Linked DNA regions of Homo sapiens: region 2 is linked to region 1. Evidence: read pairs that join two places in POLR2A ChIA-PET (ENCODE). Cell type or tissue: PC-9. All regions are shown on one strand. Each heading gives the region's core, and the rest is flanking DNA. Links, peaks and the distances in the headings are about the cores only.

Evidence for each region. ChIA-PET counts read pairs that join two places held together with the same protein. Peaks named below come from ENCODE experiments on the same cell type or tissue, not always from the same donor. Only the 100,000 strongest peaks of a DNase experiment are listed, where the experiment ranks them.
Region 2: POLR2A ChIA-PET joins it to region 1 with 10 read pairs; 3 of 35 experiments call an interaction of 5 or more read pairs at or near these places.

The regions. Positions count from the first base shown.
Region 1 is chr2:28,609,426-28,618,722 of GRCh38, forward strand. It overlaps PLB1 (phospholipase B1), which reads left to right. Exons shown (of 58, transcript NM_153021.5): 44 at 4,606-4,671; 45 at 8,302-8,362; 46 at 8,916-8,974. Among named protein-coding and RNA genes, the nearest start is that of PLB1, 120 kb to the left of the region's middle. RefSeq lists enhancers at 1,238-1,507, 1,277-1,571, 1,552-2,216. In PC-9, for the core only: no CTCF peak of the experiment used is centred there; DNase peaks (open chromatin) are centred at 4,036 and 4,816; H3K4me3 peaks cover 820 bases; H3K27ac peaks cover 2,500 bases.
Region 2 is chr2:28,796,929-28,806,225 of GRCh38, forward strand. PPP1CB (protein phosphatase 1 catalytic subunit beta) reads left to right here. Exons shown (of 8, transcript NM_002709.3): 8 at 2,271-6,012. The coding sequence ends at 2,375. Among named protein-coding and RNA genes, the nearest start is that of SPDYA, 9.3 kb to the right of the region's middle. In PC-9, for the core only: no CTCF peak of the experiment used is centred there; a DNase peak (open chromatin) is centred at 5,043; H3K27ac peaks cover 2,500 bases.

The DNA of each region.
Region 1 (9,297 bases), core at 3,341-5,840:
CAGATTAATGTATGATCAAGCAGGAGGGGGCTGAAATAAGTTCATGTATCATACCCTATCTTTTCTTATGAGAAAAAGCCGAAGTTTATCAAATTCCCTTAAACTTAGTTTGTTGTTTAGCAGTGCTTCTGTATTGAATTACATATAAGTGACATTGTTATCTTTTTGACGCTCAGAGCTTCTAAATCCAATCCTGCCATGACCCCACCACCATCTCAAGCTTAACATTCATTCAAAAAATAATTTTCTGAGCAAGGAGTGTCTAAATAGGAACTAATTCTTTGTCTTCCCAAACTCTCTGTTCCTTAGGAGTTCTCTATTTCTGCCAACTTCATTAGGGTTTTCAAGCTCTACAGGCATGAAATGTCAGGGACCCTATCTAATCGGATTCTTACCAGTCCTCCAGAATCTAATAGGATTCTTCCCACCTGTCCCTCTTCCTTTTCCCACTGCCACTGCAGGGGCTCAGATTCTCATCACTTTGTACGTTAAAGGCTAACTAGTCGCACCTTCCCACCATGAAACAATAGACTTATGTAATCTTAGGTTCTCAGTGGGGAGGGCCTTAGACTTCTGTGGATGCAATCTCTCATAGAATAATGGAATTCTTCTACCACATCCCTCCCAAGACACCCTATGGCCTCTGCTTAAATGTTCACACTTTCTTTTTTATTTATTTATTTATTTGACTTTAAGTTCCAGGATACATGTGCAGAAGGTGCAGGTTTGTTACATAAGTATACATGTGCCATGGTGGTTTGCTGTACCTATCAACCGGTCATCTAGATTTTAAGCTGTGCATGCATTAGGTATTTGTCCTAATGCTCTCTGTCCCCAAATGTTCACACTTTCTTACCACCTGAAATCAGTGTAGGTAAAGAACCAGCACTTTTTTTTTTTTAATTAATAGTGATGGGGTCTCACTCTGTTGCCCAGGCTGGTCTCAAACTCCTGAGCTCAAGCAATCTTCCCACACTGGCCTCCCAAAGTGCTGGGATTACATGTGTGAACCACCACACTCGGCCGGAACTAGCACTTTTTGAATGGAATGGGATAGAAAACCTCTTAGGACATCCCGTGAAATACCATTATGTCCTCCTGCCTCTGACTGCCACCACCCAGCTGAGAGTCTTCTCAGTTCCAGCCACTCATTGCACACATGGCTGCCAACCCCTGCCTCATATGGGTATTTCTCCTTGGAATGTGGCCCCTTGTAAGGTGGTGACTGTACATCTGGTTTGATCCAACCAGCACAACCAGCGAAGAAAATCACCCCTCCTTCCCCATGGAACTACACCTGGTAAAGCAGCCAGGATGTTGATGGCCTTGTCCCACAGCCACTGACTCACGTTGCTGACTCACATCAGGAGGCTGGCTGGGCTCTGCCTCCCCAGGCAGCCCACACCGTCTTTGCATGGCTGGAACTACTAGACCGGTTCCTTGTTCTGCCATTCAGTCGGCCCCCCTTTCTACTCACGGGGGCTCCAAATCTAGCCTTCAAGAGCCAGTCAGGCTCAATCAAACCCCTCTTTCACGTCATCTGCTTTGGCTCCAGGCCTTTAAACCACTCTGACTCATGCATGCACCAAATGGTCAATGGTCAATAAACCCAGCTAAAAACAAGCCCAATAAAACCCAATAAAACCCATTAGACAGGAACATAGGAGTTGGAAAAAAAAGAAAAGAAGGGGAGGGGGAGGAAAGCCCTGAGGCACCCCGGCTGCCTGTCTGCCACAACCCTGGGCTGTAATTGTTCTTGCCATGGCCTCAGTCTGCAACACATTCTAGTGTCTCCTTGACCTCTAGCCCTCTAGCTCTGCCTCCCTTTCCCCAACCTGTAGATCTTGTGATCAAATAGATTCAATGAAACACATTGTCCAGTTGCACTCGCAGCACTTCCAAAAAGGTCAAGTTTGTCCTTCCCTCAGTGCCTCCCATTCTGGTCACGGTAGGACTGACTCCAGCCCCTGGACCCTAAGCTGAGTCTGGGCTCCTTTGACGTGCAGGGAGAATGCCACTGAGTCTTGTCTCTGAGGACCCTACCTCTCCAAATCTTGCCTCAGTTCCTCAGCAGGTACTACACTGACTGGCCATGCCATTCTCTGATGCTTCACTGCCTCAGCTTCTCAAGTCTGTCTCCCCACCTGAGCCAATTGTGAGTTTCTCTCTCTCCTCCTCTCATCCTGGCACCTAGAAATGCTCTCTAACGCTTGAGCTGCTCAACCAGCATGGGTCACTTGTTTATAGCATGCTCCCAGATCGCCCTCTTTGTTGGTGAATGCTCAGGGAATGCTTACTGTTAACCCGAGACAAGCCCAAGTAGCTACATGGACCTGCCACCATAAGCCCTCTCCTGTCTTATGCTGTTGTAGAGGGTCCAGGGCTCACTTCTCCCACTTGGCCCTGAGTACCTCTCCTTGAAAGGATGTCAGGGGCTGGGCGCAGTGGCTCACGTCTGTAACCCCAGCACTTTGGGAGGCTGAGGCGGGCGGATCACCAGGTCAGGAGATCGAGACCATCCTGGCTAACATGGTGAACCCCCCGTCTCTACTAAAAATACAAAAAATAAAAATAGCCATTTGTGGTGGCAGGTGCCTGTAGTCCCAGCTACTCGGGAGGCTGAGGCAGGAAAATGGCATGAACCCAGAAGGCAGAGTTTGCAGTGAGCCGAGATCGCGCCACTGCACTCCAGCCTGGGCAACAGAGCAAGACTCCGTCTCAAAAAAGCAAGCAAGAAAGAAAGGATATCGGTTACCTGTTTCAGACAGGAATGCTGAGACCAGGGAAAGGGGAGACTTGTCGGGTGCCTCAGGGAACCAGTATCTGAGCTGGGGGCTGAGAGCTCTGTGTGGGTGGACTCTGTCCTCCCAGTCGCTGCTGAGTCCCTCTCTTCCTTTCCCGCTGTCTGACCAACAGGGTTTTTGTTGGCCTGACCTCCAGTGTGAGGAACGGAACCAGGCAAGAGGCTTGTCCAGTCAGCTCTGGCCCCAGTTTGGCATTCATCACTTGTTCCCTAACCTGGAACCCGTCCCTTCCTCACTCTGGGGCTCAGCAGCTGCTCATCTATAAAGTGGGGCATTTGGGGGTTGCAAAGTCAGTCATCTACAATGCCAGGCAAGAACATGGTTGCGTACATGTGGTCAGGTATGAGACGAGATCACTTTTCCAACATTCTGGTTTTCCCTTTTTTTTTTTTTTTTTGAAACAGAGTCTTGCTCTGTTACCCAGACTGGAGTGAACTGGCATGATCTCATCTTACTGCAACCCCTGCCTCCCAGGTTCAAACAATTCTCATGCCTCAACCTCTCAAGTAGCTGAGATTACAGATGTGTACCACACCTGGATTTTTTTTTTTTTTTTTTTGTATTTTTAGTAGAGACAGGGTTTCACCATGTTGTCCAGGCTGGTCTTGAACTCTTGGCCTCATGTGATGAACCCCCCCTTGGCCTCCCAAAGTGCTGGGGTTACAGGTGTGAGCCACTGTGCCCAGACTAATTTTTTTTTTTTTTATTGAAACAGAGTCTCACTCTGTTGCCCAGGCTGGAGTGCACTGGCACAATTATAGCTCACTGTAACCACAAACTCCTGGGTTCAAGCAATCCTTCTGCTTCAGCCTCTTGAGTAGCTAGGATTACAGGCACATGCCACCATGTTGAGCTAATTTATTTTTTTAATTTGTCGTAGAGATGGGGTCTTGCTATGCTTCCCAAGCTGGTATTAAACTCTTGGCCCCAAGCAATCCTCCTACCCTGGCCTCCCAAAACGCTGGGAATACAGGCATGGGCCACTGTGCCAGCCTGGTTTTTTCTTCTTGTTCCCATTTTATTCTCACATTTTCAGACCATGGGCTTACTACTCCACTGAGCACATTTTGTGAGAGTGCTCACAGCCCTGGGCCCGGTTGCTGTTTCCTGATCTCAGTCTTATCAACTTGATCTTGCTTTGCTGTCATTTATACATTTTCTCATTAGCTTTCTCCCCATTTCTTCTTTGTCTGCTTCCTTCTTCCTTCTTTAACTAACTCCTCACCTGCAACTGGGGGGACTTGGATTCTTGACTGGGCTTATGTGAAAACTGATTGTAAAACAGATAGGTAAGTAGGGAATGAGGAGGGTGTTTTACAAGAAAAAAAAAATGACTAAGATACAGGAACCCAACCTAAAGAGGAAAAGACATACAGTTCAAAGGAGGCAGAAAGAAAAACATTACAGATACTCAAATATATTGATAATCATAACACTTTCTGGAAGATTAAAAAAATGCTGAAACATGAATCCCTTGCTAGAGAAATTACAAAGCCAAGAAAATAGATAGGTCTGAGGATTAGGGAGCTGTTCAGTTGCTAGGAGGAACACAAAAGCACAGACCCCAGACTACAATGGGTATGAAACCCTCTGCACGCCTTTTGTTGTCCATCCCTTGCCAAAGCTGTTATGTAAAACCCTCCGGGGGAATGAATGAAATTATGTTTATACAGTTCTTTCTATATAAGTGCAGAAGAATCATGTTAAATAAATCTACAGGGCAGGATTGTTAGTTTTTCTCCTTCTCAAGCAAACTTCAGTGCTGTCAGATAACTTCTCCATGTGTTTTTTTTTCTCTTAGAATGAGCCCTTCCTGAGAACCCCTCGGAATAGTAACTACACGTACCCCATCAAGCCAGCCATTGAGGTAACCCCTGACTCACATCTGCCTCTCTCAGACACAAACCATTTCCACCTGCCAGGGGCTCGGGTGTGGTACAGGTTTCAGAGTATTCACTGAAGCAGAAATGTACTTCTTACATACTGGGGATTGGAATGTACAGAAAAGGCTCCCGGACCACGAAGCCCCAGGATTGTCCTAACATGTTCTCAAGTTGCTTACCTGACGTCAGCCCCCAAGCAGAGGAAGTGTCTATGGATCGATTTTCTTTGACCTTGGCAATCCTGGGCTCACAGACGTGGTTACTGCTTAGGCAGCTCAGCCTCTCAAGAGGGAGAGGCAGCTGGTGTGATGTGGCGTTGACTTCTTGGAAGGTGGAGGCTGAGTGGGAGGGAACTACAATTCTGGGGATGGGACCCAAAAGGAAGTGGAGGCACGTTCATGTTCCTGTGGGCCCCTAGGCCTTGTTTGGTTCAAGTCAATCATTCTAGTGCTGAGGATTCAGAGCCCATGGTTAATTCCATTGGATTAACCATGTCTGTGAGCCTAGGACGGCCACTGCAAAGACGGCCTGGAGGACCCCGGACTATACCATGACTGGCAGTCAGGCCTGGTCCGGATCAGGTCTGTTGGTCACCAGGATGGGGTTTGACCCGCAGTTTCAGTTTCACACCTATATTATATCCAGTCTCATGTTAGGGGCTAGAAGGCATGCAGAGAAGTATCGAACATGGTCCGGACCAAGGGAAGTGAGAGCCCAGTAGAATTTCACAATTATTGAGCACATACTATGTGCCAGACACTATTCCAGGAAGACAGAAATGTTAACCAGACAGATGGATCCCGGCCCTCACGTAGCTTACAATCTACTGAGAAAGGTGTCTTATATACATGGCTAGGCATGGTCATTTCAGATAGTGATGACAGCTCTGAGGAGCGTGATGGGGCTGGGGCAAGGGAGGCAAATTCAGGTGCACCATGCAGGCCAGGCCTTCCTGAGGTGAGATTTAAACTGAGACATGCATAATGAGGAGACACTTGCTATACAGGGAGCCAGGAACACAGTCCCAGGCAGAAGGACCATGGACCACACAGGCTCAGAAGTGGGACTGTGTTGGGTGTATTTGGGGAAGAGAAAGAAGGTCAGAGTGGCTGGGGGCATGAGAATGAGGTGGAGAGTGGGGGAAATGAGATCAGGAGTGCCAAGGAGCCAGATCACACAAAGCCTGAATTACTGAGTAAAACCACTGGATTTCAAGTGGAGAAAGATGGGAAGGCATTGGCGGTCTCAGGAGAGAGTGACATGATCTGGTTCACGTCTTTCAAAGATCTCCCTGACTGCTATGTGTAGAATGGGTTGGCCATCAGCAGGAGTGATTGGGGAAAGACATTTTATAAGCCAGCTGAAGAAACTAACCCATATGAAATCATTAAGAACTATTGGATGCTAAGCTCTGGGGTGCAAGCAATACCAGATTGCTGGCTGCGGGTTATGCTGTGTCCAGCCTCTCTGAATTTTCTCAGGCTCACGTTAGCCCAGTGGAGGCTTGTCCTCATTGAACCAGTGACCAAATTCCCTGAGAATTGAAATGTCAGCTGCATCTTGTGAATCAGGCATTTCTTCATTTATTCATTTACCTATTGGATGCCTATGTAGAGTGGGCACTGCACTAAGTGCTCGGTAGACAGTGGTGAGCCGAATGGGTCTGGATCTGCCCTCTTGGTTCTTCAGTCTCATGCATCTTTGCTTTTGCTGCTGGAAGAGCTAAAAATCCCAGAGCTAGAAGGGCGTGTGTTTGTTTTAACAGCTTTCTACTCAAAGTAACCACAGAAACAAAATTCTGTCATCTGAGGTAACGTGAATGAGCCTAGAGGACATTACGTTAAGTGAAATAAGTCAGGCACAGAAAGACAAATACTACATGTTCTCACCATATGCGGAAGCTTAAGAAGTTGACTTCACAGAAGTAGAGTATAAATAGTGGTTATTAGAGGCTGGGAAGGGTGGATGGTGGTTGGGGAGTAGAGATAGCAGAAATTGATTAACAGAAAATTACAGCTATATAGGAAGGAGAATTTCTAGTGTTTTATAGCACAGTAGGGTGACTATAGTTAACAGTTTACCATATATTTTCAAATAGCTAGAACAGCAGATTTTGAATGTTCCCAACACAAAGAAATGGTAAATATTTGAAGTGAGGGATAGGCTAATTACCCTGATTTGATCACTGCACATTGTAGAGATGTATCAAAATATCACACTATGCCTCATAAGTATGTACACTTAATATGTCAATTAAAAATAATAAAAGCAAAACTAATAAAGTGGCCACAAAGAGGCTTTACCTGGGAGCTTTTTAGAAATGCAGAGTCCTGGGCACCACCCCAAACCTGCTGAATCAGAATCTGCAGCTTAAGATCTTCAGGGGATTTGGATGCACTGATTTTGGGTGTGGTGCATGGTTCTTCCCTTGTGACGGATGAGCACGTTTCAATTCCAACCAGGATCTGTTAATCTACATGGAATATGCTTATCTCTGGTTCACCAACTATCTGAGATATATCTCATGTGCTGATGGCTGAATAACTTTTTACGTTGCATTTTCTGTGAGTATTTGTCATCTGCACACAAGCATGCTCTTGAGTTCATTAAACCTTTAAACAGAAGAAATCCATCAGAATGATGAATTGAGCAATCCCTTGGGAAAAAACCAAATTCCATAGGATTAAGCAAATAATATTTAAAAGAAGTTCCATTTTTGCTCTCTCATGATAGGAATATTTCAACAAGTCTTATCTTCATCATCTGACTGAACAGATGAGATGAGTTTTCATAGCATCTGGCAGTCAGACTCCTGGACAGTCAATCTGCTGGTCAAGCCCTACTCCATACTCAGTATGCATATATTTGAGACTTTGGGAAGATACTCAATTTTCCCCCAGATTTCTGGTACTAATCATTTCTATGCCCTCTGCTTCCCATCCCACTCCTTTCCCCAGCACCTGGAAAATATGTTCTGTATTAGAGACAAAGAAAATTGACTAAAAGCATCCAGGGTTGCTTACATCAATTTAAAAACATATAAGGAATAAGGCTGTTAAGTTAAATATGCAAAAAGACATACAGGTATCCAGAAAAGACAGGCAGAAACCAGGAGCTTTACAATTTTAAAATATTTTGTGTTATTATTCTAAAAATATTTTAATTATTGTCTAGGTTCTACCATTATAATTAGTGTCAGTTAGCTTAATTTTATAAAACACACATACCTGTAATCTCATGTTAGGCATCCAAATGCTGTGTTCCTTTGGGAGACCCACCTGTGTAGGACTTCATGGTTTTCTTCCCTGCTTTGGGGCAGCCACTGGCTCCATTCAAAGCATAGATATATGGGGATAAGAAAGGTGGTGTGTGGGTGCACATGTGGAGACATGCACTATGGGTTGTGCATAGGGGTAGCTAGACACACCCATTTCTCCCCCTTTAATTTCCCTCCTAGCCCACCTATAACTCACAGTTCTTTCCCTCACATGATCCTGTATGGTGACTCATTTCTAGCCTCCATCAAAAATCCCTTAGCTGGTTCTTCTTGGGCTGAAGCTTATCTCCCTGCACAATGAGTGTTGGGCACTGAATCTTTTCTCCTGTTGATTTAGAACTGGGGCAGTGACTTCCTGTGTACAGAGTGGAAGGCTTCCAATAGTGTTCCAACCTCTGGTGAGTGAAAACATCATCATCTCCTTCAATTAAGGGCCTTGCCGAATATCAGGTTGTGGGGAGACCCTGCAAACATACCCTGGAGCTTTAAGCAGGACTTGCTAATTCCCCTGCAGTGCAGACCTAGATCCTGCGGCCTGCCGCCACAGCTGGGCTTCCATGTGGAGGTGCACAGAGCTCTCCATTGGATGCTACTTCTTGTCTCCTTATAGTCCCAGTGGCAGTCCCTTAGGCCTCCCTGCCCAGTGAGGCAGGTAGAGTCAGGGATTGGGATCTACCTGCCTGTGCTACATGACCCTGCAGCTGGAACTTTCCTGGACCACCCCAATGTCAATCAGGCTCTTCTGAGGGTGGATGATAGCCATGGAACCCATTCCCTGCAGTGCCTTGGTTGGTCTGAATGAATGGGAGGGGCAAAACTGCTAAAGCCTTAAGCTGAAAATAAGTACAATGGGGAGCAGTGGGACAGAGTTATAGACTTCTGGTAAAATGTGTACTTTAAGAGGTAGATACCCCCAGCCCCCACAACCACCTCTCTGCTTGTCTCCCCTAGTCCACCAGCTCCGACCAGCAGACATCAAAGTGGTGGCCGCCCTGGGTGACTCTCTGACTGTGAGTAGTGAGCCATGAACCAGGATGGGCAGCTCAGAGTCCAGCCAGGCCCTGCGCAGAATCTGTGCTTCCCCAGCATTGGCTCCGCTTTCAGTGCTGAGCCCGTGTTACTGAGGGCCTACCCATGTCAGGCACTGAAACACAGCCAGGAGATGTAGAATGCCCTGTCTCGCCACCTTCCCAGTTCTGCTCAAAGCCCCCTCGTCCATGAGGCCTCCCCTCAATTCCCCAGGGAGAAGCAATCCCCGCCTTCCCCACTGTTCACAGGCGTTTTGTTGGTGTGTGATGGCACTCATTCAAGTCTGCCTGCCTTCATCAGGGGA
Region 2 (9,297 bases), core at 3,782-6,281, 190 kb after region 1:
CTATTTTGAGGTATGTTCCTAATTTTTCAGTGCCTAATTTGTTGAGGGTTTTTAACATGAAAGGGTGTTGAATTGTATTGAAAGCCTTTCTGCATCTATTGAGATGATCATATGGTGTTTGTTTTTAATTTTATGAGGTGAATCACATTTATTGATTTGCATATGTTGAAACCTTGCACCCCAGGAATAAACCCTTCTTGATTGTGGTGAGTTAACTTTTTGATGTGTTGCTGGATTCGGTTTTAGTATTTTGTTGACGATTTTGCATCTGTGTTCATCAGGGATATTGGCCTGAGGTTTTCTTTTTTCCTTGTGCCTCTGCTAGGTTTTGGTATTACAATGATGCTCACTTCGTAGACTGAGTTAGGGGGGAGGTCCTCTTCCTGGATTGTTTGGAATAGTTTCAGTAGGATTGGTACTAGCTCTTTGTACATCTGATATAATTCAGCTGTGAATCTTTCTGGGCCAGGGCTTTTTTTGGTTTATAGGTTTTTTTATTACTGATTCAGTTTTGGAACTTGTTATTGTTCTGTTCAGGATTTTAATTTCCTCCTGGTTCAGTCTTCGGAGTTTGTGTGTGTTTCTATGAATTTATTCATTTCTTAGGAGGTCATGTGTGTTTCTATGAATTCATTTCTTGGGAGCGCATGTGTGTTTTTGTGAATGTATTCATTTATTCTAGGTTTCCTAGTTTGTGTGCACAGGTGTTTATAATCTCTAGGTATTTTGTATGTCTGTGGGGTTGGTTGTAATGTCACCTTTCTCATTTCAGATTGTGCTTATTTGGATCTTTTCTTAATCTAGCTAGCAGTCTATCTTGTTTATTCTTTTGAAGAACCAACTTTTGGTTTCAACATTTACATTTTTAAAAGAGGCCAGTTTTAGCTTTAGTGTGCTCCTACAAATCATTCTTGTTCACTGAGTAAAACAGCTTCAGTACTTTGCTTTTGCAAAGGCTATTCTATGTCTTTGATGTACACACACTGTATTTCTCTTAAAATGCATTGGGGCTTTCCCATTCCTCTTTCTCTTTATCATAATATACTGTTTCCATCAATTAGTACAATTGAATGGTAAATGGTTGATTGCTCATTTACAAATTAAATATAGTAACCATACCTTATCCTTCCAGCAGTTGTCATAGTGGTGTTGGATTAATATATTCTCTTCACTAAGGCACTATTATGTTCTAAATAGTTTTTAAAAAATACTTTGTACATATTTCTATACTGTTTTAGTTTTGGAAAATCATGACTTTTTTATGTATAATGTAGGTTAAAGCTCTATTTACATCCACCAGAATGAGTGTAGTAAAAAAGCCAGACTGTATCAAGTTTTGGCAAGGATTTGGAGGCATTAGAATCTTCATACATTAATGGTGGGAATAGAGTTCTCATATGATGCAGCAGTTTTACCTCTAGGTATATACCCAAGATATATGAAAACATGTTCACACAAAAACTGTTACATAAATGTGCATTATTCCTTATAGCCGAAAAAGTCACACAATTCAGATGTCCATCAGCTACTGAATAGATAAACTGTGGTACATCCATACAATGGACTGTACAATGTACAACTCAGCAATAAAAAGGAATGAAGGACTGATACTTCAAAACTGGTTTTGAAAACCTGAGTGAAAGAAGCCAGTCACAAAAGACCACATATTATATGATGCCAGTTATATGAAATGTTCAGAATAGGCAATTCTATAGAGACACATAGTAGATTAGTAGTTGGTTAGAGTTAGAGGATGTGGAGAGCAGGAATGGGGAGTGACTGCTGATGGGAACAAGCTTTCTTTTTGGGGTGACAAATGTTCTAAAATTAGATTTATATCAATAAAGCTGTTTTTTAAGTAAAAAGATCTATTTATACATAAATAAATAAGGTCTGAAGGGTTTGTGACTTGTAGGTTAGTTACCCTCCTAAGTTACTGTATCAGAATTATGATGACAACATAGATCTTCTGACTCTTAAACCAGTGTTCTTTTCCTCACAACAGAGATACACTAAGTTCAAAAAGTTTTTTACTTAAATCTAAGGATTGGATAGTTGATAGAGTTAGTGTACTTTTGTTATTAAAATATGAGTGGAATGACAAAGTTCAGACATTTGCACACTTTAAGAAATGTTTATGGAACTTTGCTATTCTACATTTTTATTGCATTTTTGCAGTTTATGCCATTTATTGAAAATCACAATTGTAACAATTTTCTTAACTTCTGTACATGAAAAAATAACATTATTTGTTAATAATTTACTTTAAGATATTGAAACCATCTGAAAAGAAAGCTAAATACCAGTATGGTGGACTGAATTCTGGACGTCCTGTCACTCCACCTCGAACAGCTAATCCGCCGAAGAAAAGGTGAAGAAAGGAATTCTGTAAAGAAACCATCAGATTTGTTAAGGACATACTTCATAATATATAAGTGTGCACTGTAAAACCATCCAGCCATTTGACACCCTTTATGATGTCACACCTTTAACTTAAGGAGACGGGTAAAGGATCTTAAATTTTTTTCTAATAGAAAGATGTGCTACACTGTATTGTAATAAGTATACTCTGTTATAGTCAACAAAGTTAAATCCAAATTCAAAATTATCCATTAAAGTTACATCTTCATGTATCACAATTTTTAAAGTTGAAAAGCATCCCAGTTAAACTAGATGTGATAGTTAAACCAGATGAAAGCATGATGATCCATCTGTGTAATGTGGTTTTAGTGTTGCTTGGTTGTTTAATTATTTTGAGCTTGTTTTGTTTTTGTTTGTTTTCACTAGAATAATGGCAAATACTTCTAATTTTTTTCCCTAAACATTTTTAAAAGTGAAATATGGGAAGAGCTTTACAGACATTCACCAACTATTATTTTCCCTTGTTTATCTACTTAGATATCTGTTTAATCTTACTAAGAAAACTTTCGCCTCATTACATTAAAAAGGAATTTTAGAGATTGATTGTTTTAAAAAAAAATACGCACATTGTCCAATCCAGTGATTTTAATCATACAGTTTGACTGGGCAAACTTTACAGCTGATAGTGAATATTTTGCTTTATACAGGAATTGACACTGATTTGGATTTGTGCACTCTAATTTTTAACTTATTGATGCTCTATTGTGCAGTAGCATTTCATTTAAGATAAGGCTCATATAGTATTACCCAACTAGTTGGTAATGTGATTATGTGGTACCTTGGCTTTAGGTTTTCATTCGCACGGAACACCTTTTGGCATGCTTAACTTCCTGGTAACACCTTCACCTGCATTGGTTTTCTTTTTCTTTTTTCTTTCTTTTTTTTTTTTTTTTTTTTTTTGAGTTGTTGTTTGTTTTTAGATCCACAGTACATGAGAATCCTTTTTTGACAAGCCTTGGAAAGCTGACACTGTCTCTTTTTCCTCCCTCTATACGAAGGATGTATTTAAATGAATGCTGGTCAGTGGGACATTTTGTCAACTATGGGTATTGGGTGCTTAACTGTCTAATATTGCCATGTGAATGTTGTATACGATTGTAAGGCTTATGTCACTAAAGATTTTTATTCTGATTTTTTCATAATCAAAGGTCATATGATACTGTATAGACAAGCTTTGTAGTGAAGTATAGTAGCAATAATTTCTGTACCTGATCAAGTTTATTGCAGCCTTTCTTTTCCTATTTCTTTTTTTTAAGGGTTAGTATTAACAAATGGCAATGAGTAGAAAAGTTAACATGAAGATTTTAGAAGGAGAGAACTTACAGGACACAGATTTGTGATTCTTTGACTGTGACACTATTGGATGTGATTCTAAAAGCTTTTATTGAGCATTGTCAAATTTGTAAGCTTCATAGGGATGGACATCATATCTATAATGCCCTTCTATATGTGCTACCATAGATGTGACATTTTTGACCTTAATATCGTCTTTGAAAATGTTAAATTGAGAAACCTGTTAACTTACATTTTATGAATTGGCACATTGTATTACTTACTGCAAGAGATATTTCATTTTCAGCACAGTGCAAAAGTTCTTTAAAATGCATATGTCTTTTTTTCTAATTCCGTTTTGTTTTAAAGCACATTTTAAATGTAGTTTTCTCATTTAGTAAAAGTTGTCTAATTGATATGAAGCCTGACTGATTTTTTTTTTCCTTACAGTGAGACATTTAAGCACACATTTTATTCACATAGATACTATGTCCTTGACATATTGAAATGATTCTTTTCTGAAAGTATTCATGATCTGCATATGATGTATTAGGTTAGGTCACAAAGGTTTTATCTGAGGTGATTTAAATAACTTCCTGATTGGAGTGTGTAAGCTGAGCGATTTCTAATAAAATTTTAGTTGTACACTTTTAGTAGTCATAGTGAAGCAGGTCTAGAAAATAAGCCTTTGGCAGGGAAAAAGGGCAATGTTGATTAATCTCAGTATTAAACCACATTAATCTGTATCCCATTGTCTGGCTTTTGTAAATTCATCCAGGTCAAGACTAAGTATGTTGGTTAATAGGAATCCTTTTTTTTTTTTTTAAAGACTAAATGTGAAAAAATAATCACTACTTAAGCTAATTAATATTGGTCATTAAATTTAAAGGATGGAAATTTATCATGTTTAAAAATTATTCAAGCACTCTTAAAACCACTTAAACAGCCTCCAGTCATAAAAATGTGTTCTTTACAAATATTTGCTTGGCAACACGACTTGAAATAAATAAAACTTTGTTTCTTAGGAGAAAATGATTCTGTAATTCCAGTGTCACTAATTTATATTGTTCTTTCCTCTGATTTTTTTCAGGTTAGTGATTTTTTTGTATACAATTTAATCCAAATGTTATGACATTCAGAAATCATGAAACACAGTAGATATCTGTTATAATGTGGTGTATCACATGGATTATAAAGCAAAGTTATGGTCGATTTCTATTCTTGAAAGAATCAACTACAGTGAATCCTTTGCATTTGAAGCCTTAACATGCATTGCTTTAATTTTGCCCAGGGACAAATTTTAATAATCAGCAAGACTGGTTTGTGCAAAGCGTTGAGTCATCAGGTATTTAGAGCCTAGCCAGCTACCCAGTATCCATGCTGCCATATCCCTTCATTGTAAAAAGTACCTAAACATTCGTGAAATGATTTTTTTTAGCTGAAAAATGCTGGCAAGAAGAATTTTAAAGCTTAAAATAGGTGGTAAATTTGAAGTATGAGTGTGTTCACGAGAAACATAGGCTTTTCAAAAAAATTTTTATTCAAGGCAAAGCAAGGAACATCTTGAGATATGTCTCAAGAATATAAAGATGTATTATTTTAAGCCAAGGAGCTGAAATATATCTCAGTTTATAAATTCAGGTATATTCTTTTTGTCTCCATGGCAACCATAACTTTTGAACCAAAAAAAATTGTTTTTACATCTTTATGCTGAAAATGTGTTTAGATTAGGAATATGGTCGGGCTGAATTTGCTGTTGCTCCCTAACCAAATCCACCTCTTGTTTTCCTTGTGAGTCCATGGCTAAATCAAAGCTGCCCCTGAGAAGAGACTTAATCCAAGCCTGATTGTACTAGTGGCATCACTTAGAAGTAGGCTTTCCCTCTTCCTAGTAGATCTCAATGTTTTATAATTCCTTAAAACAGCTGAAAATTGGGACAACATACTTTACGCAATGAACAGTAGTTAAATAGGAAATAAACTAGTTCCATATAAGTATACACCTAGAGTTTTAATTACCTTTATAATGTTTCTTAAAAGTGAAACTTAGATACAATTGTGATTGGATACTTAGATACTAAGTGAAACTTAGTGTAACAATTTTGATCTGTTAAATTGGATTTTACATGTACATTTGAATGCCAGAATTTCTAAATAAATCCCCTGGTTAGGAAATTTTAAAAGTCAAAGCTTGTTTTCTTCAACCACTACCTTCTACATTGGTTGACTTAGACCGTAAGCTTTTTAAGTTTCTCATTGTAATTTACCTTCTCATGCAGATTGCTGATGTTTTATTAAACCTTATTTTTACAAAAATGACCATAAATCTTTGCTTCTTTCCTCTTAGGGATCTTTGCTAGTTTATGTGATTATGAAATCTTACTTACAACACCACATTGTTTGGGGTATACAGGGTGGAAGATAGCAAGTGAACAGGGGGTGCGGGTGGGGAGGGTTTGTGTGTGTGTGTGTGTGTGTGTGTGTGTGTAAGAGAGAACAAACTAACGGCCTGAGGCTAATAGGTTCAGCATTCCTTTCAGATACTATATGCAAAAAGGTGGGAACCTAAGGTCTGTTCCTGGAGGCTTTTCAGTGAAGCCTGGCATAGGATCGGCAAGTTAAAATATGTATTAATTTTTACAGCTGCCTAATCAGAATGATTCAGCAGATTTACAGGCCAAATTTTTCCTACAAAACCAGTGACATCACAGCTAAACATCTAGAACTTTCATAGATTATTGTACAAATTTATTAAAAGGCACAGTAATTTATGGTCTATCATGTAAACACTGATTCTCGACAAAACCACAAAGGCAAGTAATACAGTGCAACAGAAAAAAGTAGTCCAGAGGAGTTTCTTTTTTTCTTTTTTTCTTTTTTTTTTTTTTGAGAGAGAGTCTTGCTCTTGTCTCCCAGGCTGGAGTGCAATGGCATGATCTTGGCTCACTGCAACCTCCACCTCCCAGGTTCAAGCGATTCTCCAGCCTCAGCCTCCTGAGTAGTTGGGATTACAGGAGCCTGCCACCACACCCAGCTAATTTTTGTATTTTTAGTAGAGACGGGGTTTCACCATGTTGGCCAGGCTGGTCTCTAATTCCTGACCTCATGATCTGCCTGCCTCGGCCTCCCAAAGTGCTGGGATTACAGGCGTGAGCCACCTCTCCCGGCCAAGAGTGTTTTCTTAATGTAACAAGTTTAATCTGAAGTAAGTCTTAAATCTCCTAGTATATTTTTTGGAAAAAAAAAAAGCCAAAGAAACAAAACCAGAGTGTTGAAATGCTACCTCCAATATATGTATAACTCAAACTGATAATTGGCATGGTTTCTGACAGTGCTGCTGTTTACCAGCAGGTTATTGACAGACTGACACCTGTTCCATTCTTGAATAAATATAAACTTTGTCTCTCTAGCTCTTAGTTTAATAAAAATCCCTGAGAAGGAGGATGTGCAGGGTGGAGTTGCTGGAGAAAACTTAATGTCTTGTAGAACTCATAACTACTCAATTTACCAACTTAAAAATTAAGCTACATATTAGGAAATGTAGTTTATCACATGTAATAAGGAATTGAGATTATCAGGAAATCTTGGGTGAGGCTCAGGATCCAACATATAACTGGGCCCAGCACATAAAACTGTTACCTGACTTCAATAAGAAATTTTAGCCGGGCGCAGCGGCTCATGCCTGTAATCCCAGCACTTTGGGAGGCTGAGGCAGGCAGATCATGATGTCAGGAGATCGAGACCATCCTGGCGAACATGGTGAAACCCTGTCTCTACTAAAAACATAAAAAATTAGCTGGGCGTGGTGGCGGGCGCCTGTAGTCCCAGCTACTTGGGAGGCTGAGGCAGGAGAATGGCGTGAATCCGGGAGGTGGAGCTTGCAGTGAGCTGAGATCACGCCACTGCACTCCAGCCTGGGCGACAGAGCGAGACTCCATCTCAAAAAAAAAAAAAAAAAAATTTTAGAAACACAGATCTCTGCCTCCCAGTGTAATTGCCTCAGATTTTGTAGCACATCTCTTAACTGCAGCTTGATAATTCCACTGAAATTAATTCTATTGGTCATATTAAAGAACAGGTTAAAAAGTCTTTATTGCTGTACTGTAAAGCCTGTTTTGAGTGGAAGACCCTAATCTTCTTTTAGTGAATTCCCCAAACTCTGGGTATGCTCACTGACAACACAAGTTGTAATCCCTTTTTTTTTTTTTTTTTTGAGACAGGGTCTCACTCTCTCGCCCAGGCTGGAGTGCAGTAGCCTGATCACAGCTCACTGAAGCCTCAGCCTCCCAGGCTCAAGTGATCCTGCCGCCTTGGCCTCCCAAAGTGCTGGGAGAATTATAGGCATGAGCCATCATGCCCAGCCCATTTTATTTTTAATATATCATCAATTATTTCTTATACAGATCCATTAGGATGTTGAATGCTCCTTTAAAACTTTGTTGTATTTGTCGGCCAGGCGCGGTGGCTCATGCCTGTAATCCCAGCACTTTGGGAGGCCGAGGCGGGCCGATCACGAGGTTAAGAGATCGAAACCATCCTGGCCAACATGGTGAAACCCCGTCTCTACTAAAAAAAAAATACAAAAATTAGCTAGATGTGGTGCGCACCTGTAGTCCCAGCTCCTCGGGAGGCTGGGGCAGGAGAATCACTTGAACCTGGGAGGTGGAGATTGCAGTGATCCAAGATGGCACCATTGCACTCCAGCCTGGGCAACAAGGGAAACTCCGTCTCAAAAAAAAAAAAAAAACTTTGTTACATTTGTCTTTAAAAGTCATAAGGCCTAGATCAGTCTTGTATGTGACTAGAATGTAGCTCTATGGGCAGGGTTTTTTGTTTTTTTTTTTTTGAGACAGGGTCTTGCTATGGTGCCCAGGCTGGAGCACAGTGGCACAATCTCAGCTCACTGCAACCTCCTGGGCTCAAGCCATCCTTCCACCTTAGCCTGCGTAGTAGGTGGGACTACAGGCATGTGCCACCATACCTGCTAATTTTTGTAGAGTGGGGGGTTTTACCATGTTCCCTAGGATGGTCTCCAACTCCTGAGCTCAAGTGATCCGCCCACCTCAGCCTCGCAAAGTGTTGGGATTACAGGCATGAGCCATTGCGCCCATGCAGGTATTTTTTTTCTCTTTTGTTCACTGATTCGTATCTCCTTATCGTAGAGTGGCGCCTGCCACATAGGAGGCCTGCAGATACTTGCTTAATGAATGGCAAGTGGGTGTCAAAAATCTCTACTTGTATTACTGTTTTGACACCTTGACCTGAAGAAGTTAACCACAAATAATAAAATTCCAGTTTTTCTTTATCCTCATGTAACTGCTTTTGTCTCTTATGACAAGAATGCTGAAGTTTCAAGGAGAAAATTGATTTGAGTCTGTACTGCCAAAATAAATGGTTTGTCAAAACTCTGGCCCCTACTTTGTAAACTATTGGTAAGTTTAAGAAGTCAGCCAGGCACGGTGGCTCACGCCTGTAATCCCAGCAGTTTGGGAGGCCAAGGCTGGCAGGTCACTTGAGATCAGGAGTTCGAGACCAGCCTGGCCAACATGGGAAAACCCTGTCTCTACTAAAAGTACAAAAATTAGCCAGGCCTGGTGGCACACA